2 separate regions of the Homo sapiens genome follow, and region 1 is linked to region 2. Evidence: chromatin loops called from intact Hi-C (ENCODE). Cell type or tissue: heart right ventricle. All regions are shown on one strand. Each heading gives the region's core, and the rest is flanking DNA. Links, peaks and the distances in the headings are about the cores only.

The links. A loop is a pair of places that touch in the nucleus more often than their neighbours do. Peaks named below come from ENCODE experiments on the same cell type or tissue, not always from the same donor. Only the 100,000 strongest peaks of a DNase experiment are listed, where the experiment ranks them.
Region 1: a loop joins it to region 2, with 4 times the contacts of the local background. A loop is called at or near these places in 11 of 110 quality-filtered maps.

The regions. Positions count from the first base shown.
Region 1 is chr5:117,581,784-117,598,169 of GRCh38, reverse strand. No RefSeq gene overlaps it. Among named protein-coding and RNA genes, the nearest start is that of LINC02147, 140 kb to the left of the region's middle. In heart right ventricle, for the core only: a CTCF peak has its summit at 7,034 (motif pointing left); no DNase peak of the experiment used is centred there.
Region 2 is chr5:118,784,273-118,800,658 of GRCh38, reverse strand. No RefSeq gene overlaps it. Among named protein-coding and RNA genes, the nearest start is that of MIR1244-2, 180 kb to the left of the region's middle. RefSeq lists an enhancer at 297-1,496. In heart right ventricle, for the core only: CTCF peaks have their summits at 8,210 and 8,428 (motif pointing right); no DNase peak of the experiment used is centred there; H3K4me3 peaks cover 478 bases; H3K27ac peaks cover 602 bases.

The DNA of each region.
Region 1 (16,386 bases), core at 3,336-11,335, 1.2 Mb after region 2:
TCTATAGCATTTGGTCTCATACATTTATTTCTAAACGATTACTTCTCTGTGGCCAGTGTGGATTATACTTTGCCAGCCCCATATGTGGCAGTGTTCTGTAAGTTTCTATATATATTTTTAGGCCAAACTATTTCTGCCTTCCCCAAGTTACTCTGGACCTCAGGAGAAAGCTAAAGAGAAGAGGTGCCCTAATTCTAGTAACAAGCTCCTCATGATTAAGATAGTAAATGCACACTTATTTCTAAAATTGGTGATTCTCTCATGTTCTCTCAGTATTTTATATATCATTTATCCTCTTCCTTAATAAAAATACTGAACTTCTACTTTAACATCGCACTGTCATTGTCATAAGGTCATGCCATTTCTAGCTTTGAGATATCTCTAAAATTTGCTCTCTCTTCATCATTTCCATTGCTGCCATCTTAGGTCAGGGCTTAATCGGGTATTCTCCAAGCTTTTAAACAGCTTCCTTTAGGCCTCCAGCTCTATTCTTTCCTTAAGTGAATTAACTATCTATTCCATACAGTAGTCAGTTTTCTCTATGACTGTGTCCCTTATCTGTTTATAAACTACTAATGTCTGTTACACATACATAGACATACTTCTTTCTCAGTATACTTTATTACTTGAGATTGCTTTAATAAGTCATCAGATCATCTGCCTCCATACTTTACAGATGCAGTTCATATGTTTGGCACACCCTCTCTTCCACAGAATCTGTTTGAAAAATTGTTCTTTAGCCATAGCATTCACAAGGTATTTAATGTTTTCTGAAATTCTAGAAAAAGTTACTTGTATTTTTCTCTGAATTTTAAAAAATCTTTTTATTCACAGGTCTCAATAATAGCAGTGTAATTTATTTGTTTTGCCTTTCTCTAATAGATTCTCTGAAGAAATGGACAGTTTTAATTGTATTTGTATCTTTTACCACCTACCATAACCAACATATTCTAGGTACACAATAACATAATGGCTTTCAAGGCTGACTCTATTAGAATCATTTGTGTAACTTATATGCAGAGACAGGTTTGGGCTCCATCTGAAACTTTTCAAAATCAACAATTCTAAATTAGTCTCAAGTTACTGTACTTCTGCTCAACTCCTGAGACCAAATAATGCACTCATAAATACATCTGGGATATATACTTTTATGAGGATTTCCTCCATAAAAGCAATTGTAAATAGAACTTTGATGAGATAGAAGTTAGAGGAATTTTCCCTGCCATCCACTATGGCATAAAATGCCTTATTGCTTCTTGACCCTCCTACAGCTAGCCTGGCTAGCTGTAGTTAGTGTTTGCATGAGCTTTGTGAGTTTGGTTGTGGTACTCTCCAGGAATCATTAAGAATGATAATAATAACATCTACTGAATACATGTGTGAGGCATGTTTATATGTGCTCAACACATTTAATTCTGACAATGACTGTATGAGTCATTATCCGTACTTTATAGATGAAAAATTGAGACTTCGACAAGGTAGGTAACCCCTTCAGAGTCAAACAGCTTGAAATCAGATAAAGCCAGAGTTAGAGCACAGGCAACTCACACCCATAGTTTATGTTCTTATATATGTCTCATCAAACATCAGCTACACAACTTATTTAGTACAAGGAGGCTAGGAAAAGATGAATAATTTTAAGACAAACAAAACAAGAACACACTAAAATCATCTAACTTTCATGTTAGATACTTTACATTTATTTTCTAATAAATGACTTAAAAAATACAAAAAGTAGTGTATTCTCCAGTTAACATTATGCAACAGTTGCATGGACCTTCCATGACAAACATTCTCAGTTACAAGCACACATATGTACTTTTTTTTTTCTTGTAACAACTGAGAGTCAAATACTGTTACCTCCATTTTAGAGAGAATGTGACTTGCCCAGTTCCACACATTTAATAAGGAGTAAAGCAGGGGCTCATATCCAGGTCTAGACACTCCAAAATGCATTGTTTTTGTTTTGTTTGTTCTCCCTCCCCCCCACATTTTAATATCTATATCATTTATGGATCACTCTCTAAAGTAAAAAAACAATTTAAGTAGTGGTCATGTGTGTTCATCTACACTACTAGGCACAGGCAAGAGGGCAATACAACAAAAGGGGCAGGATTCAACTGCATAACTTGCCTCAGTGTTTGTTTTCATTCTGTGATTGATACCTATTGTTTTATTTATTACATGGTGCTGTCACATTTCATTGATCATTCCCTTAAATGGGTTTTGACATTTCTTGCATAAATGAACTTCACAGGATCCAAATATATTAAGGAGATTTGTACGGTTCAATAGACTGATAGCTCATTCAATTGAAATGTAATGTTATTCCTCCCAGTTTTGCACAAATGTATTATAAATTAAAAACTGCTTTTCACTTTTTCACTTTCCTTACCAACAGTATTTAGACCTTCACTATTGTACTCAAGCAGCAATTTTGAATGAATTTTCCAATGCTCTTCTAAAAGTAGTATGATGGCTAAAAAATAATCTGACCACAATAATAGATAACCTGAAGTTCATCTGTGAGTTTAGAATTCTCATCATTTAAGCTAACTGTCTGGATGTATATGTGTATAGGTACACATGTAGACATTGATGATTCTATGGCACTGTAAGGTACTGTTCAGTATATTACCAAAGTTGCAAATATTTGTTTGTTAAGAAAATACTACTATGCCCCAAAGACCTGAAAGTATTAAAAGGGCTGACTTTACAGCAAATGAATAATGAGTTACCTTCATTTAATGTAAAATATAATTGGAGACTGAATTAGTCTAGCGATGTTTCTTTAATGATATGACTGCCAGTATTTTTCAGAGTGGCACTTCTTTCAGAATCATTTACTGCGTGTTTTCTGTCAAAGCAGGCTATCAGAAGCAAATGAACATTATTTGTTTCATTTTCTTAGAAAATATCTGCAAACTGAAAGTTCAATATATCTGTTGAGATGGAAAAACATCTCTTAATTCAATCTCCTTTAGAGAAGCCTGGGCATTCTCATTTGTACCAGTCAGCAAATTAACAAAATTAACTAATATTTTGATACAAAGGACCTTTCTTTTATGCTCAACAAAAAGAAAAAATATTTCTGCATGTTGTCTTGTCGCTTTTTAGTGTATGTATAAACTGTTTTTATTTTTAATTTTTATTTATTTTTTCTTTTTGAGATGGAGTCTCTCTCTGTCTCCCAGGCTGGAGTCTCCCAGGCACTATCTTGGCTCACTGCAACCTCCGCCTCCGGGGTTCAAGCAATTCTTCTGCTTCAGCCTCCAGAGTAGCTGGGATTACAGATGCCTGCCACCATGCCCAGCTAATTTTTGTATTTTTAATAGAGACCGTGTTGTCCAGTCTGGTCTCAGATTCCTGGCCTCAAGTGATCCACTCACCTCGGCCTCCTAAAGTGCTGGGATTACAGGCATGAGCCACCGCACCTGGCTTAATCTATTTTTATTTTTGATGCGTGATTTTTTTTTTTAGCACTTCAAAGAATTTCAACAAGATGATTTATATTGTTGGTTTTGCTGAAAATAGTATATATGTTACCCCTCTAAAGAAGGAATCAGACCAAAGATATATTTGTTTTCTAATCGTGGTTTCCAATAAGATCTGGAAGCGTTGAGAAATATTTCCACAAATTGTATTTGTTATGAAACCAAAACGTTTGAATTCCAAGAAACAATTAGTTCCATAAACAACTAGTTCACATGTTGAGAGATGAAGAAATCATTACAATGTTCTAAATATGATTCATATCCACAGAACTTTGTGATTTTTCCAAGCTTAACCTTAAGGAATAAGCCTTGGCAGTGTTTGGAAGCGGGACAATTGCCTCTCCTTCTGGGCTGACATTTCTGTGGGCCATGTGTGCCGCTCACTGCAGCACCTCCTCCTCCTCTTCAGCCTGTGAGATATTTCCTGTTCTTTCCAGTTGCCAGGCACCCACTAGCTCAGATAATAGGAAACTAGTCTTGGCTTTGTGCTGTTGTACCAATCCCATCATCATTCCCTTTTCTTGTTTTTATTCTCCTTAAGTTTAATTCTTTGTTGTCTCTCTCTCTCTCTCTCTCTCCCCCCATCTCTCTCTCTCTCTCTCCCTCTCTCCATCTCCTTCTCTCTTCTCTCTCTCTTTGGTTCTGTCCTTTCTCTCACTGAGACTCCCCAAACTAGCAAAGGATGTCTAACTGCTTCTCAAGTCTCAACACAGCCACAACCTTATTTAATAATCTATATCCATCTCAAGCTGGCACTTTCTCTGCTTCTCTTTCTTGTTCTTTCAGATTTTCTCTGTCCAAACCTTGCATTCCAGAATTTGACTCTCTCGAAGTTTCAAAATTATGCTTTCTGCTTTGTGAGCACCTTCTCTGTAAGAAATGCAATGTGAATATTGGGTTCTACATTTTCTGAAACAATTTATTTCATTCTTACTTGAGATATGCGTCCTTTTTCAGAGTTGATCAAATTGGATTTGTTGCTATTTTACTCATTCCCAGAAAGAACCCAATTCATGAGTGCGTGGAATGATTCCCAGGCAAGAAAGCCTACTCTGCTCTAGTGGGCCCTGCTTCCTTGTTTCCTTTTGTTTTGAAGTGACTTAAGTTTGGTTTTCACCAGACTCAATTCCTAAATTAGTTTAAGGCGTCCCAAACAGTAAATGTTGAGTTGAAAATACCTTATTAGACACAATGGTAGATTCAAAGATGGATAAGGCTCGCCTTGTTTCCTCAAAGTCGGTCTTATTTTCTAGTGGGTATATGAATGCATGCAATAAGCAGAGCATTGATGGGCGATATATGTGAATGTTATGAAGAAACTCCACTCATCCTTCTCATGTCAGTCCCTCAATATAGTATTATACAATGTAGTATTGCCAAGTCCATAATAGAAAGACCAAAAGTACATGAAATTGCAATGTAAAGCGTAGAACATATGTTATAGCCCTAACAGTAGATGAAATTACAATATAAATGGTGAAACATAGCCTATAGTGCTAACAGTTTTCAGATAGCACAATTTACTTACCTAAGGAGTTCACATCACTAAGTTTAAGCGATCTACTGTACAACATAGTGACTATAGTTAATAATATATTGTATCTTTTTTTTTTTTTTTCTTTGAGACAGAGTCCTGTTCTCTCTCCCAGGCTGGAGTACAGTGGCACAATCTCGGTTCTCTGCAACCTCTGCCTCCCAGGTTTCAGCAATTCTCCCAGCCTCAACCTCCTGAGTAGCTGGACTACAAGTACCCGCCACCACTCCCAGCTAATTTTTATATTTTTTTAGTACAGATGGGGTTTTGCTATGTTGGCCAGGCTGGTCTTGAACTCCTGACTTAAGGTGCTTTGTCCACCTTGGGCTCCCAAAGTGCTGGTACTACAAGCGTGAGCTGCCGCACCCAGCCAATATATTGTACTCTTAAAAATACTAAGAGTGATTTATAATCCTCTGGGTATACACCCCGTAATGGGATTGCTGGGCCAAATGGTATTTCTGGTTCTAGATCCTTGAGGAATTGCCACAATGTCTTCCACAAAATGCTCACATATGTTTATTGCAGCACAATTCACAACAGCAAAGGCTTGGAACCAACCCATATGCCCATCAGTGATAGACTGGGTAAAGAAAATGTGGCACATATACACCATAGAATACTATGCAGCCATAAAAAAGATGAGTTCATGTCTTTTGCAGGGACAAGGATGAAGCTGGAAACTATCATTCTCAGCAAACTAACACAGGAACAGAAAACCAAACACCGCATGCTCTCACTCATAAGTGGGAGTTGAACAATGAGAACACATGGACATGGAGGGGAACATGACACACCAGGGCCTGTTGGGGGGTGAGGAGCTAGGGGAGGGATAGCATTAGGAGAAATACCTAATGTAAATGACAGGTTGATGGGTGCAGCAAACCACCATGTCACGTGTATACCTATGTAACAAACCTACACGTTCTGCACATGTGTCCCAGAACTTAAAGTATAAAAAAAAGAAAGAAATATTAAGAATGCATTTAAAGTGTTATCATTACAATAACTGTGTGAGAGAATGCACATGTGAAGTGGTCAGATTTAGTCATTCCACAATGTCTATATGTTTCAAAAAATCATGTAGTACAGAGTAAGTACATACAAAATAAAATACAATTATTGAAGAATGAAAAAGAATTGAACAGCACTAATAATCATCAGTATGGCAGATGAAAACCAAGAGCACGGGTCCAACGGTGCCTGTATGTTATTTATACCTCCAATTCCCTTTGTTCACCACCGTTCTTTTACACTAAGGATATCCTCTTTAGAAATAACTCAAGGGGAAAGAGAGGGAAGTGGGAGAAAAGTAACAAAAGATAATTTGTACAATTTGTGTGTATCTCTCTCTCTATATATATGTGTATATATATACATATATATACTCTACATATATAATATCGTATATAGTATATATTTGTATATACTAGTGTATATAGTATATATTTGTATATACTAGTGTATATAGTATATATTTGTATATACTAGTGTATATAGTATATATTTGTATATACTAGTGTATATAGTATATAGTTGTATATACTATATAGTGTATATAGTATATAGTTGTATATACTATATAGTGTATATAGTATATATTTGTATATACTATATGTATATATACACTATATACATATAGTGTATATACAAAAAGTGTATATATGTACACATATATACATATATATACAAAAAGTGTATATATATGTACACATATATATACAAAAAGTGTATATATACACTGTAAGTGTATATATGTAAGTGTATATATACATATATAGTATATAAACATATTGTATATATACATATATAGTATATAAACATAGTATATATACTATATACTTATATAGTGTATATATATATGTGTATATGTATATGCGTGTGTGTGGGGAGAGACACAGAAAGAGAAAAAATTTTTAGTTACTTTTAGCACCTAGATCTGATTTCACTGCCTCAACATGAGGACCTCACCTAGTAATTCTTTACTGCAGTGACACCTATTGGTGAGGGTATAGCTGATTACCCACAGGTTTGGCTTCTCTGGCAAAAATTAACCTACAAAACAGTTTCAGTTTCCAGCAAATGATGTTCTTTATTTTATTCCCTCTGATTCTTATTTGAGTGAAAAAGTTTGCAGCTGTATTAATATTGTCTTTATTGATGTGAGTAAATGCTTACACCTAGAACTTCATAAAAATCTCAATAAAATGCAAAGCTAACAAGAATTGTTTCAGCACCCCCTCTCTCTACCTTGAAAATACCTGGAATAAGGCAGCAGTCAAAGATTTACTTTGATGCTGGACCCGTCTTTATAGCAAATACTGTCAGAACTTACATTAGCTAGAATTTGATAAGTTTGCTTATGATACCATTTCTTGTACTAAAATTTATTAGGGTAATAAATATGTTTGACATGAGGAATGGGAATGTCCAGTGTCTTCATTGTAACAGACAAACTAACCCAGGGCAAACTATTTATCATCTAGATCCAAGGTAAAGGAATGGGGTCTGTGGTGAGCTACAAGACTTTTCATCAAAGAGTGCGATAGCTTGGCATTGGACCTGCTTCTCAACCATCTATATAGTAGATATCCTGGAAGACTTTCTAAAAGTTGCCAATATCTGAGCCACATTCCAGACCAATCAGATCAGAATCTCTGTAAGTTTGGTATAAACGTCAAGATTTGTTAAAAGTTTCTCCTGAGATTGCATTGTGCAGCTGGGGTTGGGGACCACTAGATAGAAGTTTAAGGTTGGGCTTTAAAAAATGCCATGCCAATTTTTGAATCCCACCTCTACTCCTATCTGCCCTGGGTTCCTAGACAAGTTTTGTTATCTCTCTGAAGGTCAGGCTTCAATTTACTCATCTTGAAAAAAGAGATATGATATAAATAGTTGTTGAAACATTAAAACCAATTAAGTGAGCAAAAGGTTTGGTTGCATATGAGAGTTCACTGCATGTAAATCCCGAGGCTTCACTTTTGAGTCACACTTATAATTGACACATAATTCCCTTAATGCAAATAATAAAATAAGTGCAAATAATAAAATAAATGTATTGATTGATTTTTTTCTCTTCCTTCAGTGGGCTGCTTTCTCTGACTCCCCCTCCCCCGCCAAGATTTCTAGAGTAAATATTTATTTATTTCTGAATTGGAACAATATACTTATCTACAAAATTCCAATGTAAGTGATGGGTAAGGACCTTAGGCTGCATGGCCAAAGATCCCAATATTCTATTCTGATGCTCTGAGATTACTTTTTGATATTCTAGAAAGCCATTCCAATATGGTACTTTCATCATCAAGCCAGTGCATGGGCCTCTAATCAAGCTTGTTTACATTTCATGTAAAACAGAGAGATGGAGTCTTTTTCCTCAAGGAGGTGCGGCACATACTAAAAACTGAGAATTAAAACAAGGTATATTACTGTTTCACATTTTTCCCTGATAAATATTCAAACCCCATTTATTCATATAGTTCAATTATAATTTTCTTTTCAAAAACACTGGGTCAAAAATGTATATGTGTGTGTGTGTGCATGCCTGTGTGTGTATTGTTTCCTTGGTCTGACAGAAAAATTTTAATTTGGGGAGTATAAAACTGTTTTTTTCAATATTAGAGGGATGCAACGACGTTTTAAATGCTCATTTTGCTTTTGTTATACGAAGTTCTGTAAACTTAAGATGGAGAAAAAGTGTTGGAAATAAGACTTAGTGTTTATAGCTGAGTGTGAGATTAACTTCATGGCTTTATAATAGTTACTGACTGGCAAAATAAATCTAAATTGCCTTCAGTGTAAAAGTGAGTACTAGAGGCCATGAGAAGGAGAGGTCACAGTGCTAAAAAGGACATTGTTTGGGGGATTTTTATTAAAAAAAATGATTTTTTTGGTAAATATTATTAAAAATTCCAGCAAAATAAGAAAGACCACAAAAAGTTACTCACAGATACCTAAGTATCTAAAAGTGAGATTTCACAATTCTTGCTATTCTTAACTATAATATAATTTCTTTTTACTTGAATTTAATAGAAGCAGCTGAATGACAACGAGGAGTTTAAACTTCAATTATTCATATACACGATATATCAGTATATAAATATTAAGTTTCTGAAAGAACACAAAGATCATTAAGTGTAGAGCCATCATTTCCTTTCAATTGTATGTTTCACTTTTAAACAATACTTGTTGACTACTTGATATGAAACATGATAAGGGACTTATTTCTCCCATACTTCTCCTCACATCCTTTTTGCCTCAAGTTCTTGCGTTGTGTAACTCTAGGATGTACAATTCACATTTTATGTTATAGGAATGTCTCCCTCTGGAGTTGTGCAATACAGCCATCATTATTCTTCCCACATTCCAATCCATGTGGGTTGTATGATAAATATTTTCTTTCTCAAGGTAAACAACACTTTCTGTTCTGCAACCATAATGCTCCCAATTACTTGGCCTTGGCTTTTCATTTAAATGGTTTTAATAGTCTCATATTTTTATACATTTCGCTGCTGACTAGATTTCATCACCAAGAAATGTCTTCAATTCACGCATTTGTAGCCCCTAAGGATTTCTTTCAATGCATATTTATCTATTCTATAATGTACTAATTTGTAGTTTATAAATCATGCACTCAAATAATGCATTTTTAAAGGATATAAAGTCCCGATATTTTCTTTCCATACCTGCAGTATTTGACTTTTGTATTTCCCAGATGAAAGCACCCCTGACTTTGGAGACCAGCTGGCCTACATCACACCTGTAACAAGGGCTCCTTTCAGAATGTTGGCTCATTTCAAGGCTGATTTCAATCGCCCCAACAGCCATAATAATCCCCATGTGATTCTGTGCTTGTTTGCCATTTTCTGTCATTCTTTCTACACCCTCATGTTACCTATTTCCAAATTTATATGCCATCTGTTTCCTCAGTTGTTTTTCATAAAGACTTTGGACTTAATTGGTCATGGCAAGCTGTTTTTTAAATGGCCAATTCCATTCAATACATGTAATCATTCACAGGCAGGAGGGGAAGTCGATCAATACTTGCAGGAATAACTCAGCACACAGCTCAGCACATAGCCTTGGCCCCAGAGTTTGTGTGTGTTGTATTTGGCCCTCTAGACTCAGGACTGCTGTTGAAATCCTAATCCTGGGCAGTCTAGACGCTTCTTGGATGTTGATCCTTGAGTGTTAACATCTACCTGTAAAAGGAATACACTAGCACTAATGTTCTTAAACTTTAGTGTACATGAGAATTACCTGGAACACTTACTAAAATAAAGATATCTGGACCCCGTCCCCTGAGTTTCTGATTCAGTACGTCTTGATGGTGGTGTCTAAGATTTTACTTTTGTAACAAGTTTCCAGGTGATACTAATTCTTCTGGTCAGAGGACCACACTTTAAAAACCATTGTGGTATAATTTTCTGAACATTTCTTGTTTCTAATCCTATATCTACTGTTGCTATGTATTTGGGAATGACAGCAGCATCTTCCCACATACAAGTGACCTCCGTGAGAGATTGGAGCCCATTAGCAAAACAACTAAGAAGAGGAAATTGATCAGCTGAGTTTATGTATGAGAATGTCTGTTTGTGGTTGTAATGTAGTTGAGCAAAAACTTGGCTGAACATCACATTCTAGGTTTACCTTTTCCTCAACCACTTTACACAAATTGCTTTACTGTTTTCTGAAATTCAATATTGTTGTAGAGGTCAGCTTGAAATTTTCACCCACAAAAGTGACTTGCTTTTTGTCTGCTTGCATATCTAAGGAATGTTTTTTACACCTTTGAAATTCAGTAACTTAACCAGGCTATGTCTCAGTGTCCATTGTAGTATCATTCTTGTAACTGAATGCACTCCTTTGAAATGGATATTAAGTCCTTCCTTTATTCCAGGAAAATTGTCTGCCATTTCATTATAATGAATTTTTTTTCCTTAGGGGTCACCAATTATCTTTACTCAGGGTCATCGTTGACTGTTTCCATATCTATCACCTTCTCATGATTACTAAAAATCTCTGAATTTGTTCTCTGCTTATAAGGTGATTAACTCAAGCCCTTCATATAATTTTCATATATGATTTCCTTTTCTTCCCCTTAGTCTTACAATGAAACTATTTTCAGTTTTAGTTTCCAACCACATCGGTCTGTTGTTTTATTATCTTGTTCTTCATTTATTGACCTGTTTAATTCATAATCTTATTAAAATATTCCACAGGATAAATTACACAGAAATACTATAGAGATTTTTTCTTTTGTTCCTTGCCTTAAATTTCTTCCAAATTGATTATTCCTTGTTTTCTGTTTGTATAATATTCTTTTCTATTATTCTTATTACTTATGTGTTTGGCATAGCTGCCATATCATGTCTTTTTGTCTCTTTGTGGTTCTATGAATGGAACTTCTAATTGATTTAGTGCATTTGCACACTCCCTGGCCCCTTTAGTGCTTTTTGATACATGTTTGTCTTCTACCACAAACCTTCATTTATTCTATCTGCTTTTCTGTAGTCTGAAGATAAAAGACGGATTCAAGAAGGAGAGCTTGACTGGTGCCCTAGGCAGCCTTTGCTGGAGTCCTAAACCATGCTTTCCAACCTCAGACTTTACTGCCAGGGTCAACTCCATTCAGGTAGGGGAGTATCCCCTTTGTCTAACCCTTAGCTCTTCACCCAATGTAATGAAGAACCTTGTAAAATAGCCTCTGACGAACCTCCTCTGAAATCGTGCCTCAGTAAATGGGCTTCTCATGCTGCCTTCATACCTAGTCTTTCTGCTTCCTTCTTCATTGGTAAGTCTTACTGAAAATTCTCAGCGGTTACCTTGACTCTCTTCTCAGTGCCATTTATGATGATGGTAGTGCATAAGGAACCACATTGTGGAGCACAGAAAGGTTTGTTTTCTTTCTTTAGTTAAAAATTCACAATGTATATTACATGAGATTGTACCCCTTTCATTGCTTATTTTCTGACTTGAATTCATTGTTGTGAGCAACTACTTCTATGATCTGACTTCACAATAATAATTTATCTCCCAAGGTTCCTGCTTCTTACAATTTTCTCCCTTCTGGAATATTAGCTCATTGAAGGCAGAGACCATGTTGTTTGTTTTGATTCATGAAAATGTCATGTCTTATATATCGTACAAATTTAATTAATTGAATTCATTAGAACATAGGATTTCTTCAAGTGTCTGTACATTAGATCTTTCGACTCGTTCATCCTTCATACAACATAAGGACTATAGTTAATAAAAATGTCTTGTATTCAGGAGAGTTGGCAAATGAGTAGATTATAGCTGCTCTTGCAATGGGGGATGGAGATGGGTAAGTATGTGAGATGATGGATATGTTCATTTGTTCCATGATAATTATCATTTTGCTATATATACATGTATCTTATCACATTATGTTGTATACCTTAAATGTACTCAATATATTTTACTTTAAAAAATCTTTGTATTTGTTAAAACCACAACAGCTAGATTATTTAGGAATAAAATGTAAAAGCTAGAAATTAACTTTGCAATAGCTTCAGGAGTAGACAAGAATAAATGAGCTAAATTGTGAAATAGGAAGCATTAGATATTCAAACATTTTCTAAAAACAGAAGTACAGTTTGTTTTTCAGTATTTTGATTTTAAAATGGTGGGCATCTTAAACTCAATTGTCCTTCAAGAGAATTTAGACCATGATTCTGTGTTCATGTGTTACCACTAAATTATTAAGTTATTTAATTGCTCTGTGCCTCACTTTCCTCCATTGTAAAATGGAGATAACAATAGTACTCACCTAATAAATTATTTGCTAAACTGAGTTAATATATTGTATGTGTATATATGTTTGTATATATATATATATGTATACATATAGTAACTAGTGTGTGTATATATATATGCATACATATAGTGACTAGCACATAGTGATTAGGTGTGTTTGCTATTGTTCATAGGAACAGAACCACTGATTTATCAACAACATGTCAAATGAAATTCCTGAAAGAATAGCTTGGCATTAAGCACAAATGCTGAAACTGTTTTTTACTTTTTTTTTTTTTTTTTTTTTTGAGACGGAGTCTCACTTTGTTGCCGGGCTGGAGTACAGTGGCACAATCTCACCTCACTGCAACCTCCGCCTCCTGGGTTCAAGTGATTCTCCTGCCTCAGCCTCCCGAGTAGCTGGGACTACAGGCGTGCGCCACCACACCCAGCTAATTTTTGTATTTTTAGTAGAGACATAGTTTCACCATGTTTGCCAGGATGGTCTTGATCTCTTGACCTCATGATCCATTGCCCAAACATATTCTCCTGTGTGTCTCACTTTTAACAACAATAAAATACCCTATTCTCTACCTGGGCAGTCATCAAATAATTTAAATATTTACGAGAGAACTATTTGGCAGTAATTATCACTTGATATTGATTTCCTGAACACACTAAAAATAATAATTTGAAAGGAATGGTGGATCTTCCAATATTAAAAATGTCCACTTAAGGAAAGCATGAGTGAACAGAGATGGACTGAATGGAGAAAAAGTGTAAACTGCTACAATATTAGAACCAAAGGTTATTCACTAATAATGCCTTGATACAAATAATATGGCACTTGTGAACACAGAGCTAGTGATTGTGAGATTAAGTATTATGTTAAACAAAATGAATAGCTCCTTGTTTGTGACAAATCCGTCACCTTTTATCACCAACAGTATCATGTAATCAGACACTGGTAAGATAGCAGAATACCCCTCAAACCTCTAATCAATCATTAGTACATGTCCCACCTCACTAATAATTGCTTCCTTTTGTTTATAATTTCATCACCTAATCATGTTGCTAAAAACTAAAGTTCAGCTTTATTATTTTTAGGGCTTAATTTAAATGGAACCATACAGCATGTATTCTTTTAAGTCTAGCTTAGTTTGCTACATGTTATCTTTGTGAAATTGTCCATAATGTTGCATGTAACTGTTTATTGTCATTGATATATAATATCCCTTCGTATGATTATAGCACACTAAAAATTATTTATTTTTTTCTTTTTCTTGTTTTTTTTTAATTATTATTATACTTTAAGGTTTAGGGTACATGTGCACAATGTGCAGGTTAGTTACATATGTATACATGTGCCATGCTGGTGTGCTGCACTCATTAACTCATCATTTAGCATTATGACGAGTTATTAATTTGTAGTGTAGCGTTTCATAATAAAATGGTTAAAAATTAATTGTAAAAAATATGGGCTACTCAAATAATAGATTTTAAAAGAATGCCTAAAACGTATCTTAATGATATGAGGAAATGTTACTTCTTTTACTAAAACCTTTTATTGTACTTTATTACTGGTCCTCCTGGCTATTAGAAAAACTAAGAGACACTAGCAGGGATTTATTGATACCTGGAAAACACTAAAGTCCTAAATGCCATCAATTTGCGCTCCAGGAATGGAGTTAGATTTCATAGTGAATGACTGGGAAAGAAGATTTAAAAGTCTTCAGCTGCTGCTGCTGCTTCTTTTAAAGCTCTTAATTATGAATAAGCATTTCTATTTCAAGGTCCAAACAGTGATTCTAAAACCACCTGACTCCTCTTCAGTATGATATAAATTTCATCTCTAAAACCACTTCGAGGTGGGCGACTCTTGTTCTTGGTTAGCAAATGAGTTCATAGGCTTGGAAGTACCCAGGGTAGGGAACTTAGCTTACAGAGTAGTATGCAATGTTTCAGTGTCTATACACAATTGACAGAGATGGTACAAGCCATGAATAGTGGAGACATAGAGAAATGGGGCATCATGCTGCCACTTAACAAATTCACTTGATCACATCCCTCCCTACAATGTTCAGATTACAAAGCAGATATTCTGCCCCACTGACACTTCTCAGGTCTCATCCCTTCTGAGATTACTTGTATGAGTTGTACTATCGGTCCGTCCTCACATTACTATAAGGAAATACCCAAGACTGGGTAATTTATAAAGGAAAGAGGTTTAATTGACTCACATTTCAGCATGGCTGGGGAGGCCTCAGGAAACTTACAATTACGGCAGGAGATAAAGGAGAAGCAAGACACCTTCTTCTCAAGATGGCAGGAAGGAGACTTGCTGAGCGAGGGGGAAAGAACCACTTATAAAACCTCAGATCTCGTTAGAACTCACTCACTATCACGAGAACAGCATGGGGGAAACCATCCCAATGATTCAATTACCTGCACCTGGTCTCTCCCTTCACACATGGACATGATGAGGATTATGTAGATTACAATTCAAGATGAGATTCAGGTGGGGAGAGAAAACCTAACTATATCAAGTCATGCTCCGTTTAGTACAAGACTTAGCACTACCCCTCTTTTGCATCACAGATCTGTTCAAATGGATATTTGCATATCGTCATGCTCCTGCCCAGATGAAGACAGGCCAAAGACTTTTGTTCACAAACCATTGAATTTCCTCCAATGCAGAAAGATTCACTGATGATATCTTATGCTATGAAGAGAAGTGTGAAGAGAAAACCACAGCCTTTTGTTAAAAAGAATAAATGTATAAAAACAAAAGACATCCATTATATGCAAAAGATGCTTGCAAACCTATGTTTAGAGCAGCACAATTTGCAATTGCAAAAATATGGAACCAGCCTAAATGCCCACCAATCACCTAGTGGGCAAAAAAAATTGGCATATATACACCATAGAATGCTATTCAGCCACAAAAAGGGACAAAATAATGGCATTCGCAGCAACCTGGATGGAGTTGGAGATCATTATTCTAAGTGAAGTAACTCAGGAATAGAGAACCAAATATTGTATTTTCTCACTTATAAGTGGGAACTAAGCTATGAGGACACAAAGGTATAAGAATGATATGATGGACTTTGGGATCGGGAGAAGAGTGGGAGGGAGGTGAGGGATAACTGACTATATATTGGGTACAGTGTACACTGCTCAAGTGACAGGTGCACCAAAATCTCAGAAATTACCAGTAAGGAACTTAGCCATGTAACAAAACACCACCTGTTCCCCAAAAACTATTGAAATAAAAATGTTTAAAAAGGAAAAAAAAAGTATTATGTTTTGGAAATTTATGAAATATGGAATAAAACAGGTGAACTCTATCTCACATTTTCCAGAGTAATACGCATGGATGAAAGTAAGTCATTTATAATTGACTGATAATATAGATCAATTACTTGTATAAACTTAATGGAGCATTATATTGGCTTTCACTCCCTGAGATACAAGACTATTTAGGACTGCCTCAGTGATTAAATATTTAACAAAAGACCTTTGGGGAGAATGAAAATATTTCAATACCATAATGAAACATATTCTATAAGCTGTACAAAACCTACCTGAGGGAGAGACTGC
Region 2 (16,386 bases), core at 4,695-12,694:
AATGACATTTTCTTTTGTTGTTTTAAAAGTCTACCCTTGTATTAAAAAAATCTGCAGAACGAATGCACCAAGGGCTCAAGAATGAGCATTGGCATTGGCATTTTCACTCCTTCTCTATAAAACAGATTGAAACAGACAGGGAAGAAAGGTAAATACCTGTGACCTTCTTTAAATTGGCTTCCACAGAAGTCATTGGGAATGAAATGAGGCCTGCAGTGAATAGTACTCAGGGAGGCCCCTCAGGTTTCCCCTCCTCCAATGGGACTTCTTTTCACTCTCAATAACTTTTTTGTGTTCTCAGGAGAAAAACAGCTAATATGCTTAGATATGAACAATTGGCTCCACATGTATCATGCAAATTTCTCAAATTTCATACGCAAAAAACTGCTGAATGACATTTCCTCAGCTGTAGCTACTGTCCATACCTCTGGGGAATGTGGACACAGTGGTAAGGTCAACCCCACAATAAGGAGGCTTTCTTGGTCTCAATAGGCACTTTATGCTCATTCAAAAAGAAATACTTCGAAAGCTTTTTTGGCCAGGGTGTGTGAGCATTGCTGTGCAAAGAGAAAGAGCCAGCTTGGGCTGGGCCAAGGGAAATTAGGCTGACCCGTGGAGGGTCCTAGAACTGGCTCTGAGGTGAGGTGGGTTGATGTGGGTTTGAAGATGACCTGCTAATACCTGGTCAGTTTACAGTAACCCTTTGCACTCGACTCACACTGGTGGATGCGAGACATGTCTAAAACATGTTTGACTGTTTTACTCACAGGCAGTTTTTCTTTGTTCTAGATTGGGCCCCTAACCATGTTTTAAACTACTGTATATTTTACCACTATTTAGGGTTATGTAGGCCAGACAAAATAATTATTCCTGAGAATAATCCTTAAGAATAGTTTATGAATTATCTATCATTTCAAAGCCAATGTTTTCACTTCTTGCAATTTTCAGGGAAAGTTTTCATCTAGAGAAAATACTACATAGTAGATTTCAGTGAAATATAGTAAAGAAATTTTAGGGAAAAATTAACTAAATTTTGGTGAGAAAAAATTTAGGGAAATTTCAGTAAGAAATTATAATTCCTATTTTGGGGTTATAAGAAGACAAGAAGGAATAGTCCAATGTGCTTTAGGTTACAGCTACAAAAAATAGTAGTCTTACGTTCAGGAAGAATTCATAATTCCTGAAGTTTAGTATAAGAGGAAAATAGAATCTGGGGATAGAAGTATTAATTGATACACGCTTATATTGGCTTGATAAATATTGATTTCCATATAGTAACATCTGACTTATCTGAAATCATTATAGCCAGTAATTTTAGTGGTTAGTAACAGAAAACCAACCAAAATGGGCTTAGCAAAAGGAGTATTTAATGGCAGTTGAAAGTGAAAAATACAAGTAGGGATGTTTGATGGAGGGGCTCAGATGGGATCACCAGGACTCTCTTCTCTCCATCTCTCATTTCTGCTTCATCTGGATTAAATTCCCCATGGTCAGTAGCATTGCTATAGCTGTTCTAGCCTTACAGACTTACTACTCTCTGCCTCTTTTCCAGGTGATCCTATAAAACTTGTGGGATTAATTCTGGTTGAACTGATTTAGGTCATGCCCACTTCTTCATCTTGACTCTGATGTGGGGAAATGCTGTGCACTGGTTGACTTAGGTCTGGGTCACTGACTTCTCTCCTGGGGCTGGGCTGGAGACCTGAAGCATCCAGTGGACTGTAAGAGAGCAAGGGATAAGTTCTCAGATGAAAATCAAAGGCATAAGACAGCATAATGGAAATGAGAAAGATCAATGTCTACCAAGTGTCCCAAAATGTATCTTATTTTAAAACATGATTTTCCTGTTTTCCATGATAGTTTATTGAGAAAAATATTTTGTAAAAAGCCTAGCTTGGTCAATAAAATGTACTTTCTCAGTACTTGATCATTTTCAAATTCCCCTGTTGACACCTTTGAAACCAATATATTGAACATTCTCCACATACAGGCTTTTCTAAAAATGTATATTGAGATAGAGTATACTAAATAGTCTCCTCCCTGTCTGAGTCCTAGGAATCTCAGCAATCCTTTCACAAATGGTGTTCTGTGAGCTGGTGTGTCTTTGGTATGAACCCACTGTGGGTGGAATGAGCTCTTTTCAGACCTGTGTGTGTTACTTCTCTTAGTCAAAGGACAAAATCCCTTACACCAGCTGGCTTATAAACAACAAACATGGATTACTCACAGTTCTAGAGGCTGGGAAGTTCAAGATCAATGTGCCAGCAAGTTTGGTGTTGGATATGGGCCCATTTCCTGGTTGATAGATCGCTCCCTTTCACTGTATCCTTACATGGTGGGAAGGATAAATGAGCTCCCTTGGGTTCATTTTTTAAGGGCATTAATCCCATTTGTGAAGACTGCCATCATGACCTAATTGCCCTCCAGAAGGCCCTACCTCCTAATACCATTGTCTTGGGGATTAGCATTTCATCATATGAATTTTGAGGGGATACAAACATGCAGACAATAGCATTCTCTCTGGGAAATACCTAAGTCAGGGTCAGGTCTTGGTAGGTGAGTTAGAATAAAACCCTTACCCAGTGGTCCTGACTACAGGATTTGGTCAGGAGCTTCTGTGCTCTCACACTCTGCACTCTACTCCTTGGCTTCAAAGTGAGGGATTGTTGTAGTTAGGTCAGTTTGGTGATTCCAGTCCTTTTCCTCTGGAATCTTTTTGTACCATATTATTTCTACAGCAAATTATTATTATTATTATTATTATTATTGTTTGAGACAGGATCTCACTCTGTCAGCCATGCTGGAGTGTAGTGGTGCAAACATGGCTCATTGCAGCCTTGAACTCCTGGGCTCCAGTTATCCTCCAGCCTCAGCCTCCCAAGTAGCTGAGACTACAGATGCACACCACCACACTTGGCTAATTTTTTTTTTTTTTTTTTTTTTTTGTAACAACAGGGTCTTGCCATCTTGTTCAGACTGGTCTTGAACACCTGAGCTCAAGCAGTCTTCCTGCCTCAGCCTCCCAAAGTTTTGGGATTACAGATGTGAGCCACCTCGCCCAGCCAACAAACTCTCTTTCTTCATATTTGTTGAGAGATACTTGTGTCTTATTCATAGCTGAACTTGCATAGCATATTAAACCTTTCCTTATTTTTTTTCTGAGTATAGCACCTTATTTGCCTCTCATCAGTCCAGGACTTGGGTTAAGTAATTGTTTAACTTTATTTTTATTTATTTATTTATTTATTTGAGACAGAGTCTTACTCTGTCACTGAGGCTGGAGTGCAGTGGCACGATCTCGGCTCACTGCAAGCTCCGCCCCCCGGGTTCATGCCATTCTCCTGCCTCAGCCTCTTGAGTAGCTGGGACAACAGGTGCCCCCCACCACGCCCGGCTAATTTTTTTGTATTTTTAGTAGAGACGGAGTTTTACCGTGTTAGCCAGGATGGTCTCGATTTCCTGACCTCGTGATCTGCCCGCCTCGGCCTCCAAAGTGCTGAGATTATAGGCGTGAGCCACCGCCCCCGGCCTAACTTTATTAACTCTAGCCCGTCCAGGGATACAATCTAAGACACCAAATAATTTCAGTTACTAGAAGGGCACCAATATGGGATGCAGATAGTAAAGGTTGTTAGGCTTAAATGGAGGTAAGTATTCCTACAATCATTTAATCTCATTCTTTTTTAAATAACTGAGCCTGAAATGTGAACTTTAATCTTCCAATGTCCTCAAGATTTTGATACAACTAGAGCTCTTTCCTTCTGTACCGAAGACCCTAGGTTGTTAGCTTTCTACTTGGTTTATGATATTTTCTATTTTTGTCTTATAACTGTTACTTCTTAAAACAATCAGTATACCTAATTTGAAGAGATTCCTGGGCTTCCCTGTTGTTTTATATTTTTAAGATAAGGAAAACTTGAGTGATTTACATGTAATTCCAGTGCATATGTTTAATACACTGACTTTGGAGCATTTAGTTTGGCTTGCTGGATATCTGCCTCCATCCCCTTATTTTCTAGTTACTTTCTGGGTCCTGAGTATGAAAAATAGGTGGAGGGAGTTTGGCCCTTGCATTTTGCAAAAGGCAAATGTGTACTTTTTAGTTTTAAGGACCTCAAGAAAAGCTGTCTAATCTTGGAGACTATGTTTCATGAATGAACAAGTGGTTTCTTTCAGCTATTCTGTTAAGAACAATTTTTCAAATGATCGAATAAATTTGCTGAGTGAATGCATGTGCATTTTGCTGTTGTCAGAAAGATGTGAAATACAGCAGCAGTGGGTGGGCCTGGCTCTCAGTTGAACTGTCATGTAGATGAGGTTTGCCTTCAGGGCCCTCACACATTCCCTTCTGTTACCAATCTCCTGTTTCCTGGGCTTCATCCTCCACCTGTCCTGGCTCCCAGATACCTAGGATTCTCAGGCCACTCAGCAGTCTGGGCTCCTTTTTGCTCTGCTCTGCCTGCAAAGGTCTTCTCGCCCTAGGCAGTGCATAATGCCCTCGTTTGGCCCTCCCAGCCAGTCATCTAAGCTAAACAAAGCAGATTCCTAATCTACTTGGATCCCAGCTAGCTGCCACTACTGGAAATGAGTGCCACTACTGGAACTTAGCCTCATTAAGGTGTTAATACATTGAAATGGTTTAATAAACTATTTTTCCTGAGATTACAGGCATTATGGTAAGAAAGACTTAAGGTCCATTTACATTTAAGTCAAGGGAATTATCATACTAAGTTGGAATTTCAGGCAAGTCCATGGTCCAATAGGCCTAGCAAGGGGGCAGCTTTCTGTATTTCCCCTGAGGCAGACTAATCCCCTTCTTCATGGGCTTTCTCCCTGTCTTGCTCTGTTAGTACGGTGTTTGGGATATGGATATCTCCCTTATCACCAGGATGGCTGGGTATTGGTTTCCAGCTGTGTTCCTTCTGGGTTCATATCTAGGGGTTGGGCCTGTTTATGACCATTGCCACCATCTCCTGGACTGATTTCCCTGGATACAGCCCTGCACCAGATTTGGCTGTCTTACCATCTCTGCCCCACTTGACCATTCTGAAGCCACATTCTCTGTACTTCTTTGTGATAGAACCCTATTGCCTTCCATTTGGACTTGCACCAGAGATAGCATATGTGGAATATGGACTTACTTTGTGACTATTAACTCCTCCCTGGGGCTGCTGATTCTTCTCCCACATTTCCTACATTTGCTATCTACCCCCTTTTCTCTAGCTCTGGCTCTGTGTCTCCCAGCAGCCTGCACTGCTCACCTGCCCTGTAGATATTGTGGAGAACCATAGAGTTATAATACATACAGTGTATGGGGAGGACATTTTGTAGTAAAGAAAAATTCATGATTTGAACCTTGGTTGCCTCCCAGAGATACTCATTCCACTTTATCACGGATGCATACCCTTTACCCTACTTCACCCAGAGTCTTCATTTTTCCAAGATAAAATATCCATTCCTTCTTCGATCGGATTACCAGATTCTTCATTAAACCAGTTATTCTCTTACAGGAAATCCACTTTGCTAATGTCTCCCTGAAAATTTGGTGTCCAAAGAGGAACAAAATATAGGCAGCACGAGAGTTCACATAAGTGTTTTACCAACTGGCCTGCATTGCTCCATCTTGTCCTCAAAGACATGATGGGAAACGTAAAAAAAAATGCCTTACTGAAATCCAGATTGACCTTGTCAAAAAGGAGCTATTTCACATAAAACATGCGTACAAACACACACGTAAAAATCGGACAACATTTATACATTACAACTTAAATATGCAAAATAAAAAGGTAGTATCCTTTATTTCTTATAAGTGCTCTCATTTTGTCCTCAATCCCATATTCCATTCAGTAGCAAGAAAAAAATCAATCGAAAACTTGTCAGTTCTTGGTATCTTGATAACTTGGCCTCTTTGGTTTTTAAATAGACTCTGTTGGGTTAGCTCAAGTGTCTTTCAGATAAGTATTCATTTAAATTCAAGGTTCAAACTTCTTACAAGAAAAGGATATTTCTTTTTTTTTTCCCAAGGATTTGCCCCTCCACTTTCTGCTCCCTAAGGCGCTATATGGGTATCAGCGAGGGCAGACTCAAGGATGCCAGTGTATGGTAATGAGTTATTGTCTGGGTGTTTGTGCTGTCTTTGGAGTCTTCTCTGGTCACTGTGGAGATGTTTCTTATCTGTCTGGATCATCGAGCTGCTGGTGTCTGCTGTAGAAAAACTGTGGCTGATAACACTGTGTATCAGGGACAAGGGTAAAACAACTACCTGTTATAGATCATGACCTCTTCTCTCACCCTAGTGAAGTCCAGGTAAAAAGTGAAGGACACAGAAAAAGATGGCAATGAGATGATGACTGTGTGGGGCTGAGATGAGCAGTGCATTTTCAGCCCGCTAACTTGGTACAATGGGCTGAATATTTGTGTCCTCCTAAAATTACACATTGAAATTGTAACCTGCAGTGTATTAGGAGATGGGGACTTTGGGAGGTAATTAGGTCATGAGAGTACAGCACTCATGAGCAAGATTAGTGTCATTATAAAAAGAACTTCAGGTAACTCTCTTGCCCTGTTTCTTCTATGTAAGGATACAATGAGAAGTCAGCAGTCTGCAACCTGGAAGAGGCCCTTCACCATGCTGGCACCCTGATCTCAGATTTCTAGCTTCCAGAACTGCAAGAAATAAATTTCTGTTGTTTATAACCCACCCAATCTATGCAGCTTGAACTAAGACTCTTGGCAGAGGATAGCTACTGTGGCTTTATTCTGGCTGCAAGAAGAGCTGTTGCTAAAGCCAGCTCCTAAGCCCGTGGTCCGTTTCAGTTGGGAGTTTACAGGTCAGGAGTCAGTTGTCCACAGGAACACTTCTGCAATTCTCCCAGTGTGGAAATCCATGTTTCAGGTTCTTTGTTCCAGAAATGCAGACAACTCAATACAGGTGCTCATTTTTAGACTTTATATTGTGAGAGAAAACCACCTGCTCTAAAGAAGGGGGGCATGGAGCAGAGTGGACAGAGTACAGGCTTTGGAGACAGTGCTAGGTTTTCTTTTCCCTGTTCCCTTTGACCTTGAACATTTCTGAGTTTCATTATCAGTAAAACAGAGGTAACAAATGCCAATCTGATTTAAGAAAACAGTGTCTGTCAATAAATTGAAGCTATAATTATAAATCATAACAATATCTTCTAAGCCCAAATACTGTTTTTCAAACACTCCAAAGAGATGGCAGCTTGCTTCCTTTATCATTGGTTGGCTTAATTAAGTATGACATTTACCCCCAGTACAACCATTTTTCGTTGAGACAAATGCCTTGTCTCCTCAGAGGATCTCCCTCTTCCTGACAGAGCCCAGAGGATCCCCATGAACATCCTTCCGCTCCCTCCCCTGGGGATCCGGGACCATACTAGCCCTGTCTCATTGCCCTCATTACTCAGCCCAGGGAGGACTGGTAGGAACTCCCTTTGTGGCTTGTTGACATCAACTCTGAGGATGTGCAAGATGGATTAAGAAAAGGCCTCTGATAGCTTTTTCTTTTCAGGAAGCTGAATGTTTTTCAAATCAGAAGCAAAAGGATTTAGCACAGGGAGGCTAGGACTGCATTTCTGTCAAGGTGGAGAAAGCTAAACTCCCTTTCCCCTGAGGCCCTTCTGTATTTCCCACTGGGCTGTACCTCCCTGTCATGCTTTAAGCCTTCCCTTCCTGGTCTTCCTCCTCAAAGCCTCTCAGCTGAGTCCTGCTCTTCTGTCGATCCAATGTGTGAGACTGAACCTGAAGACAGGGAGGATAGAGAGGTCCTGTTCTGGGAGGAATAAGGTCGGTTGTATACTTGCGTTGTGTAGGAGGGCTTTGCCCAGCAGTTTTTGGGTGCTTCCTCTGCTTATTTATTTAATCAAATTTCTGCAGCAAGAGTTACAAAACAGAAGAGCAACAAGCTTTCCTACCATTCTTTGGCCCCCAAAATACTCCCAGGGCGGGCATGGCATCCTGGCTAAAGAAACATGGTCCAAATTCTGAGTGGTGTTGGGCTTCCTTTCCTCCTTGTCTGGGGAAAGTGGCTCCAAATAGTGACTTACTTCTTGTCTTCTCCAGTGACTTGCCCTTTGCCTGGCTGTCTCTGGGGATGTGAGGAGAGCTGGGAGGGAGTGAAATCTCAGTTGCATAGTTGTATTTCTCTTGCTGACAGAGAGTTCTCAAGCTTTTGGAGCCAAGAATTAGGAGTGGAAATGTTCGTGGTTTTTCCAGTGAGGCTAAACCATTGTCTTGAAGTATATGAAATCTTAAAAGTGCAGCTTGGTCTGGGCGGTCTGTAATCTGTAACGACCTCTAGAGAACCCTGCAGATCTCTTTTGTAGGAGTCCATGATTGTACAATACACATCATTTGCTGGATTGGGGAAAGTGAGGCCTTGTGACAGGAGGCCTGCCATAGAATCAGATGACCAGAAGGTGGCACTAGTAGTATTTATAAGGAGCCACTGCAGAAGATTTGGTCAATGATACAGCACTTGCTTCTTTCCAACTCTCTAAAGTGAAACAACTGTGTTTTGTTAACACCATGTTACACAGAGCTTTTTTTGTGGATTTCTGCTTTCACCCAAACCGTCACAGCCTACTTTCTTGCCGTGTTAGGAGTGTTACTTACAATGAATTCAAAGGCCGGAAGGTTTTGTTTGTTGAAGTTTGCTCCATGTATTTAATATGCTTTCTATTCTTTGAAGCTTTGACAAAAACAGTCTTGAATTCTCTGGGAAAAAAGAGACCCCGTTTGTTTGGCAACTGTTCTCCCTGCTCCCTTCACCCACTTTGGGACTGTTCCAGAGGTCTAGATGCAAGGTTGATGTTGTCTGCCCTGCCAAGCTTTTAGCTTGTCAAGGCTTTTAATATTCTTTGTATGAGTTTAATGTAAAAAGGCACCAAGTTATTCCTGCCTTTACATGACTAATAGACTGCCTCATAAATAAGTAACTCTGTCTATATAGTTTTTAACAGTAAAATAACCTACTTAAAAGGAACTTGAAAGCCATTAAGAAACTTGAGAGAAACTCAGCAAGAAGCCTCCCTTTCTGTGTCGGTTTGTTTAGCAGAGGAAGATTTTTCCAGTGGAAGCAGTTGGCAACAGTCCTATTAATGGTAACATAGAAACCTACATCTTATCCATTTGTTGGTAGCTCTCTAGAACAAGGGGCTACCAGTCATGGCATGAGGAACGACAGCAGAGGTGGCAAACTTTTCTGTAAAGACCCAAATAATAAATATTTTAGGCTCTGCAGGCCATAAGGTCTCAGTTGCGGCTACCCAACTCTGCCACTTTAGCTCAAAAGTAGCCATGGGTGATATATAGATGAATGGGTATAGCTTTGTTCTAATAAAACTTTCTTCACAAAAATAGGCAGCAGGCTGGATTTGACTTATGGGCCATAGTTTGCAGAACCCTGAACTAGAAAAAGGGAGAATTAATTTTTTTCCTTCTCCATTATGGACATTTCCTTTTTCATCCTCTTGTTTTGCTAGGATAGTAGCTGAGGGTTGTCCACGTGTGTTTGGCCTCGTCCTGGCTGATTTCCCACTATTACAGGAACACAAGGAGCAGAGAAGCTTCTGTTTCTGCTATGGCCACTGCAAGTAGGGAAAATCACTGACAAAAGTAGGGGATGGGGGATGGGTGTGTTATCTCCTTCTTAGTTCTTAAAGGTAAGGGTTTGTATTGGATCAAGTGGATTCAGCATAATCTTCTGGTGGCATTGTATTTGGCTAACGCTGGTCCTCTAAATTAGGAGTCAGCACAGGACATGGGCCAAATCTGACCCTCTACCTATTTTGATAAGTAAAGTTTTATTGAAACACAGTCATGCACATTTCCTTACATATGGCCCATTGCCATTTTACAGTGATGAAGCTGAATGGTTGTGACAGAGGCCTTATGACTTACAGAGCTTAAGAGATTTATTATCTGTCCCTTTATAGAAAAAATTTGCTGACCCATGCTCTAGAGTAGTGCTTTTCAGACACTGTGATAGGCTACTTTCCCTCTTTCATTTCCTTTAAAAAATCCATCATGACGATGTGTAGTTCTGTTGTCCATGACTGATAGCAACTTGTGTCACATCCAACTGACCACATCAGGCCTGAAGCCTCCCCGGGTCCATTCCTATCGAAGGAGATGAGTCTTCACTGTGTATGTGCTTTGGATGTGACCACAAGGTCAAATGACTATAAATGTTTTAATTCCTTACACCCAAATTCTGTACTCATCTAGTAATGGACTAGGAACACTTTGCAGATCAGCAGCATGGTTCTAGGGCACTGCTACTCAAAGCGTGGTCCTTGATCCATCAGTATTACTTAAGTGTCTTGTTGAAATGCAATTTCTGATTCATTTCAAAAATCTCATGTGGGGCTTGTCATTCAGAATTTCTAGTAGATTTCCAGATGAGGTTGATGCCACTGGTCCTTGGACCATACTTTGCCTTTGCTCTAGAGGTATTTATAAAGGGGTCAAATTTAATATCAGATGCTGCCTATACTCACAGAATGGTGCTGGCTACATTATTCCCATTTTACTGATTAGGACTATCTTATATAGAAAAGTGAAGCAATTTGCAATGGGCAACCAAGAATGAAACACAGATGCCATTAACTAAGAGATGCCTAAGAAATATAGGCACTCTTACATTAACTTATACATAATATTTTAATCTGGTAGTCAGTTTTCCTAGTGCTGAAACCAGCTGTGCTTGCAACTTAGCTGGAACAAAATCAGTAGTGATATTGATTATAGCCTGTTAAACAAGTACGGAACATAAAAAGAAATGCAGATTGCTCTTAACCCCGAACCCCTCCTCAACCCCTACCTTCTTCATTTCCTTCCTCCTCTCATGTTATTGTGGGTTGTTTGGAGAGTTTTCAGATCTTCACTTGGACATGCAAATCATTGGGAATGAATATGTCAAGTAGGAAATGAAATCCTTTTTTATGTGTTTATAATGGTAACACATGAAAAATATACTTAAATAAAGAAATCAGACAAATGCTTTTCTGTGTCATTTGGGGGCACTGTTGTAGCCACATATCCAGGATTGGGATTTGCATGTGGAGATTTATGTCACTAGAGCTGAATTCTGCCCATTTCCTGTCCTCCCTTAGCTGCTGTTTATCAACTGCTGCTTATCACTTTAAAAGATCTGGGCCATTGAGAAGAACAGAAAAAGAGGCTAATAAGGGAACTTAACTTTCTGGGTTGCTTACCATGAAGTTTATTTAGGAGACAAATCTCTTTATAAAAGATTCACCCTGTGTAGGGCATTAAAAATGCTGATGATGTTTGCTCATCTATTCTACAACAACATTGCTTTGCTTTTATATCTATACCATTGTTCCATAATTTTCCTGTTCAGAAATCAGTTTCCATTGGAATTAATTTGTAATGTATCAAAGGGAGGTTGTAGCCATGTTCTCTAGGATAAAGTGCCAACCTAGGGCAAAGCCTTTTGTATCAGCTTCTTTGAAAGGACCCACATCCTTCTCCTTATGGTACGTTGGCCCTCCCATGTTTTTTTTTTTTTAATTGCCCTCCAGAGATAATATCAAAACCATGACAACTTTTCATTGGTAGTTTGACCAATGTTCAAGTATTGTCACAATGGCATTTGAAATGAGGAATTCTGTTTTGACAAAGCACAGCTGAGTTGTTTGTGATGCTTTGTGTGTTGAATAAATTACCTAAGGTGATAGGGATCAAAATCTAAGTGTCTTTGTCATTTGAATTCCCAGAAAATTTGAATTCTGAATTGGAAAATTCAGAAAACTATGAAGATGAAATAGATTTCCATAGGCTAAGTTCTTAAACTAACCAACAAGAAGACACCCACAACTCAACCCTTCCAAACTTTTTTCTTCCCAGCAAGGAAGGTGAAAGCCCATCCTTCTGTCTTCTCTTTTCTTCAGCTGTGGGACCATCCACCCAGGCTTCCTACATACAATTCAGCCCCTCCCTGTCCCTCCTTCCACTCCTCCAGTTCAGGTGCATTTTCTCATCTCTATCTTGATTTCTGACATAGCTCCTGAGTGGTCCAGCTGCCAAAAGTCTTACTCTTCCCATATCCTCTTACCATCTGTCTGAAATTCAAATCTGACTGTGTCATTCCCTTTCTGAGACTTACCATCACCATAGGGATGCCATTCCATAACATCTGCAATCCCGACCAGATGTTCCATTATCAGGCTTCCATATTTGTCATTGCTATCTCCCATTATGCCCGGCATTGCACTTTGTACTTGAGTAATATAGAACTATGTGTAGTTTTCAGAAATATCATGCTGTTCCATACCTGGTGCCTTTGGTTACAATTTTTTCCTCTACCTATAAAACTCTACCCCAGTGATTTTCAACCAGGGACAATTTTGTCCCTTGAAGAGACAGTTGGCAACATCTGCAGACATTTTTGTTTGTCATAACTTGGGGAGGGGTGCTACTGGCACATAGTGCATAGAGTCCAAGAATGTCACCCTTCCATAACAAAGAATTATCTGGCCCAAATGTCAATATTGCCAAGGTTGATTAACCTTCCTCTACCTCTTCATTTCCAGTAGGATAATTTCTACTTTCCGATTATGATTTAGGTAAGACTTTCTCTTCTTTAGCAAATTGTTCATGATCCTTCCTTTTGTAGGATTGGGGAAGTAGCCCTTTGCTGTTCTATGAAAGTGTTCTCTGTGTATACCTATACCATATTTTCATAGGCCATATGTTATTATAATTTTTTATTTTTAATAAAGAAAATACAAGTGTTAACAAATAAGCTGTCAGATTGTACCAGAATAATGGCTAAATCCCACATTTTTAGTTCAAAGCAAAGCCAACAGGTGGTTCAGCTACCACTCCTCAGGCTTAAGATGGAAACAAATACAGAAACCAGCTCTACAACCAACCACCCTCCTTCCACACTGTCAACACAAGAAGAAAGTCTATCCCCTCACTCACATTTTGGAGAGAAGATGCTTTCTTTCCCCAAGGATAAGAGGAGGTCCTGAAAGAATTTCCATTAAAAAAAAAAAAGGGTTGGGAGGGCAACCTTCCAAAAGGGTAACTATCATTTTTATTTCTTTTTGGGATGTCTGCTTTGCCAGGGAATTGGGGAAAATCAGATGTGGGTAGTGAGCTTTTTACCAGTGGGCCATGTTGGAGTAACCAGCCATCCATACCAACTGCCCTGAGTGTATATACAATGAGTGAAAACAGCAATTAATACTACCAAACTAAGGCAAGACTGCAACAAATCAGTCAAGACCGGCCCAGTCAGGAGGGTAGTTTTTGTTCCTTTCTTGCTCCCTCAGCCACACCCTGACAGGGTAGCAAGCAACAGTGGGTAGAGGAAGAGGAGAGGAGAGGTGTGGAAGTCAAACCCTCCACTTCAGAGGAGTAAAATCAAAGCTCTTGCGTATGCTTGGGGCTGGGGTGGGAGTAGAGAGAAGAGATTTGAATCAGATGTGTTACTGAAGTTTTTTAAATAAATAGGACTAAATCATGGAAACAGAAAGGGTACTGTTTGTATAAGTCAGAGTGTCTTAAAACTTATGGAACTGGGTCAAGATTATATGAAGGAAGGCATTACTTATATAAGACATCTAGGAATAGCTACTGCCAAAAAAAGTCACCTTTATATCCCAGTGAGTTGACAGGGTTCAATAAGCCATTCACAAATATCTATGATAAAAAATTTCAAACAGCACAAGAAGAAATCATAATTATACTGTATAATAATGCCATAATCTATATGTCAACACAACACTGGGGGTCTTAGAGTCCTTCCTTCTTCTTATGGGGAAATCGTCACATGGGATGGGTGAGTCATGAAGTTCGGAGCGTCTTGGGTCCCTCCTACATTAGGGAGTCTCCATTACTGCAGAAGGCCTCTTGCAGGCCTGGAGTGTGAGTAGACAGGAAGGTCAGCAACAATGCCTTTCTACACCGGAGCTCAGAAGGAAAGCTCCATTAGCCTTCACCAGACCCACATGACTTACTTTAATGTCAGTATATAAGATCTTTTTTGAAGGTTTGAGTATTCTAAGAAAGGTTTTATAGAGGTCAAAGTTCTAGTTAACTGGGAACTTCCTAAGGGAAGGCATTTCAAATTAGTGATGTGGATGCTGCCTGTACCCCTGACTGGGCTCATACCCTGCCACACAGACACACACACACAGACACGCACACACACACACACACACACACACACACACATTATGCAATCCCATTTTTTGGTGTCTTGGTCTAGAAGACAACTCTATTCCCTTCCATGGGAGATTTCTCTCTCTGGGTTTCTTTTGGCTTCTCCTATGTTGCAAAATGTCTGAGGCTGCATCCTTCTGAGCATTACCCTTCTCTGCCCTTCATGAAGGCTCTGGACAGAAAGGGGCTGTGTCCTTCCACCTCTGCAGGACTTGCTACCTACCTAATTTTCTGGGCCTGGTGTAAAATGATAATGTTAAACCTCTTGTTAAAAAAATTATTAACAATTTTGAGATAGTGGCAGCAGAGCCCTAAACAGGAGCCCTTCTCAGCATGGCATCCTGTGTGACTGCACTGGTCTCATGCCCAGGAAGCTGGCCCTGCCCTTCTGTGGGAGCTGAAGCCCAGCAGCTGCCTTTACTGGGTCATCTCTAAAGAGGGTACACTTTTCAAAATCATTAGTTAATTTTCCTCAGAGACACTGTAGTCAGTACATTTCCAGGAAAGAACATTACCCCCTGGCATGACTCTGACTTTGTCCTTCAGGAACAATACGCAGCCTGTGATGGTGCTGAGATGCCTTTGAGTGTTTACCATCTGCCTAGACCTGACAGCATCCCAAATGGGAAAAACACACACATTGGCTTCTAATTCTCTTGCCCAAGGAATGGTGCTGGTGCCACTTGATTTATTTTGATTCATCTTTCTCTGACAGAAGAAGGAGAGGAGAGAGTTTCTAATTCCTTCTTTTTGTGTGTGTGATAAAATATACATAACATAAAATCTACCATCTCAACCATTTTCTGGTGCATAGTACAGTGGCCTCAAGTACATTCATACTATTGTGCAGCAATCACCACTATTCATCTCCAGAACTTTTTCATCACCCTAAATTTAATTCCTTTTATTGCATCTATTTGCCTGGACCAGAAACCCCTTGAAGGCTGAGAACATGACTTTCTCATCTTTTAATATCCATGGCCTTCTATATAGTAGACACTCAAAATGCTTATTAAACTGCATTTACATTCAGCAGAGATAAACAGAGTGGAAAGCTGCCATAGCATTACCTGTGGAAATGAATGAAAGCCTGTGATTCGGTGAGTGCTGCTTGCCTTTGTTATCAATGCCACCCTTTCCTTTCCCGGGAAATAATGTGAATTTTTTTGATATATACACTATTAATATCCTTTATGATGTCCTGCTGCCTTCTAGTTTATAAAACATTCAGGAATTTCCAGTAAACTGAGTAACATGCAATTAAACAAATAAAGCTCATGCCTTAAATCCTTTCATCAAAACAAAACAAAACACCACCCTGCCAAAAAAAAAAACAAAAAAAAACAGAATAATTAACTACTAATATTTACTTGCATTACATCCTGAATTCTTCCATGGGTCCATTCCTTTTTCTAATTAACAAGAATTTTACTTTACCTAAAGTTTTTGTTGCATAATGTGAGGAAACCACTTTTTGTCTGTTTGAAAACTATTTAAATGTGAAAACTATTTAAATGTGTCTAAAATGCATTTCTAAAATGTGTCTAAAATGCAGATTTAGGAAAGAAAGGACTCAGTCCAATCAATATTCACCTCTTAAAGGATCATCTAAAAGAATTCAGTAAATATTTTTATATGATTCTTTGAAGTTCAGAGGCTGGAGACAAGTTTAGCAAATTAGTAAAAGCAGATGTTGAGGAAATGTTTTGACTGGAGGAAGATGGTCAGGGGGTTCTCATAGTCCTGGATTCAAATAAATGGTTTGAAATGAAAACTGAAAAGATACCAAAGGGAGGGATGTTGCAATTGTTAAATAGAAATATGTCCAAAAAGAATTATTCCTTTCTGAAAAATTTAAGCAAACGGGTATAGGCCAAAACAAGGCAGCCTATAGGCTTTTTGAAGCAAAGCTGCTCTGATGTACTGCTGTGATACATATTTCTTAGACACGTTTTTGATTGTTTAGAATAGATTGAGGAAAAATATACTTGGGCCAAGAAAGGATTCTCAATTGAACTGTCATGGGGAGCAAGCTATATCTCCCCTCTTCTTCCTAAGAGGCATTGATATTATCTTTTTGTCATTTTATTGGATACTCACTATTATATCTAGGAATTTATCATAGTTCTCAATGTGTGGGAAAAAATAAAGAACCATTTGTCTCTAAGA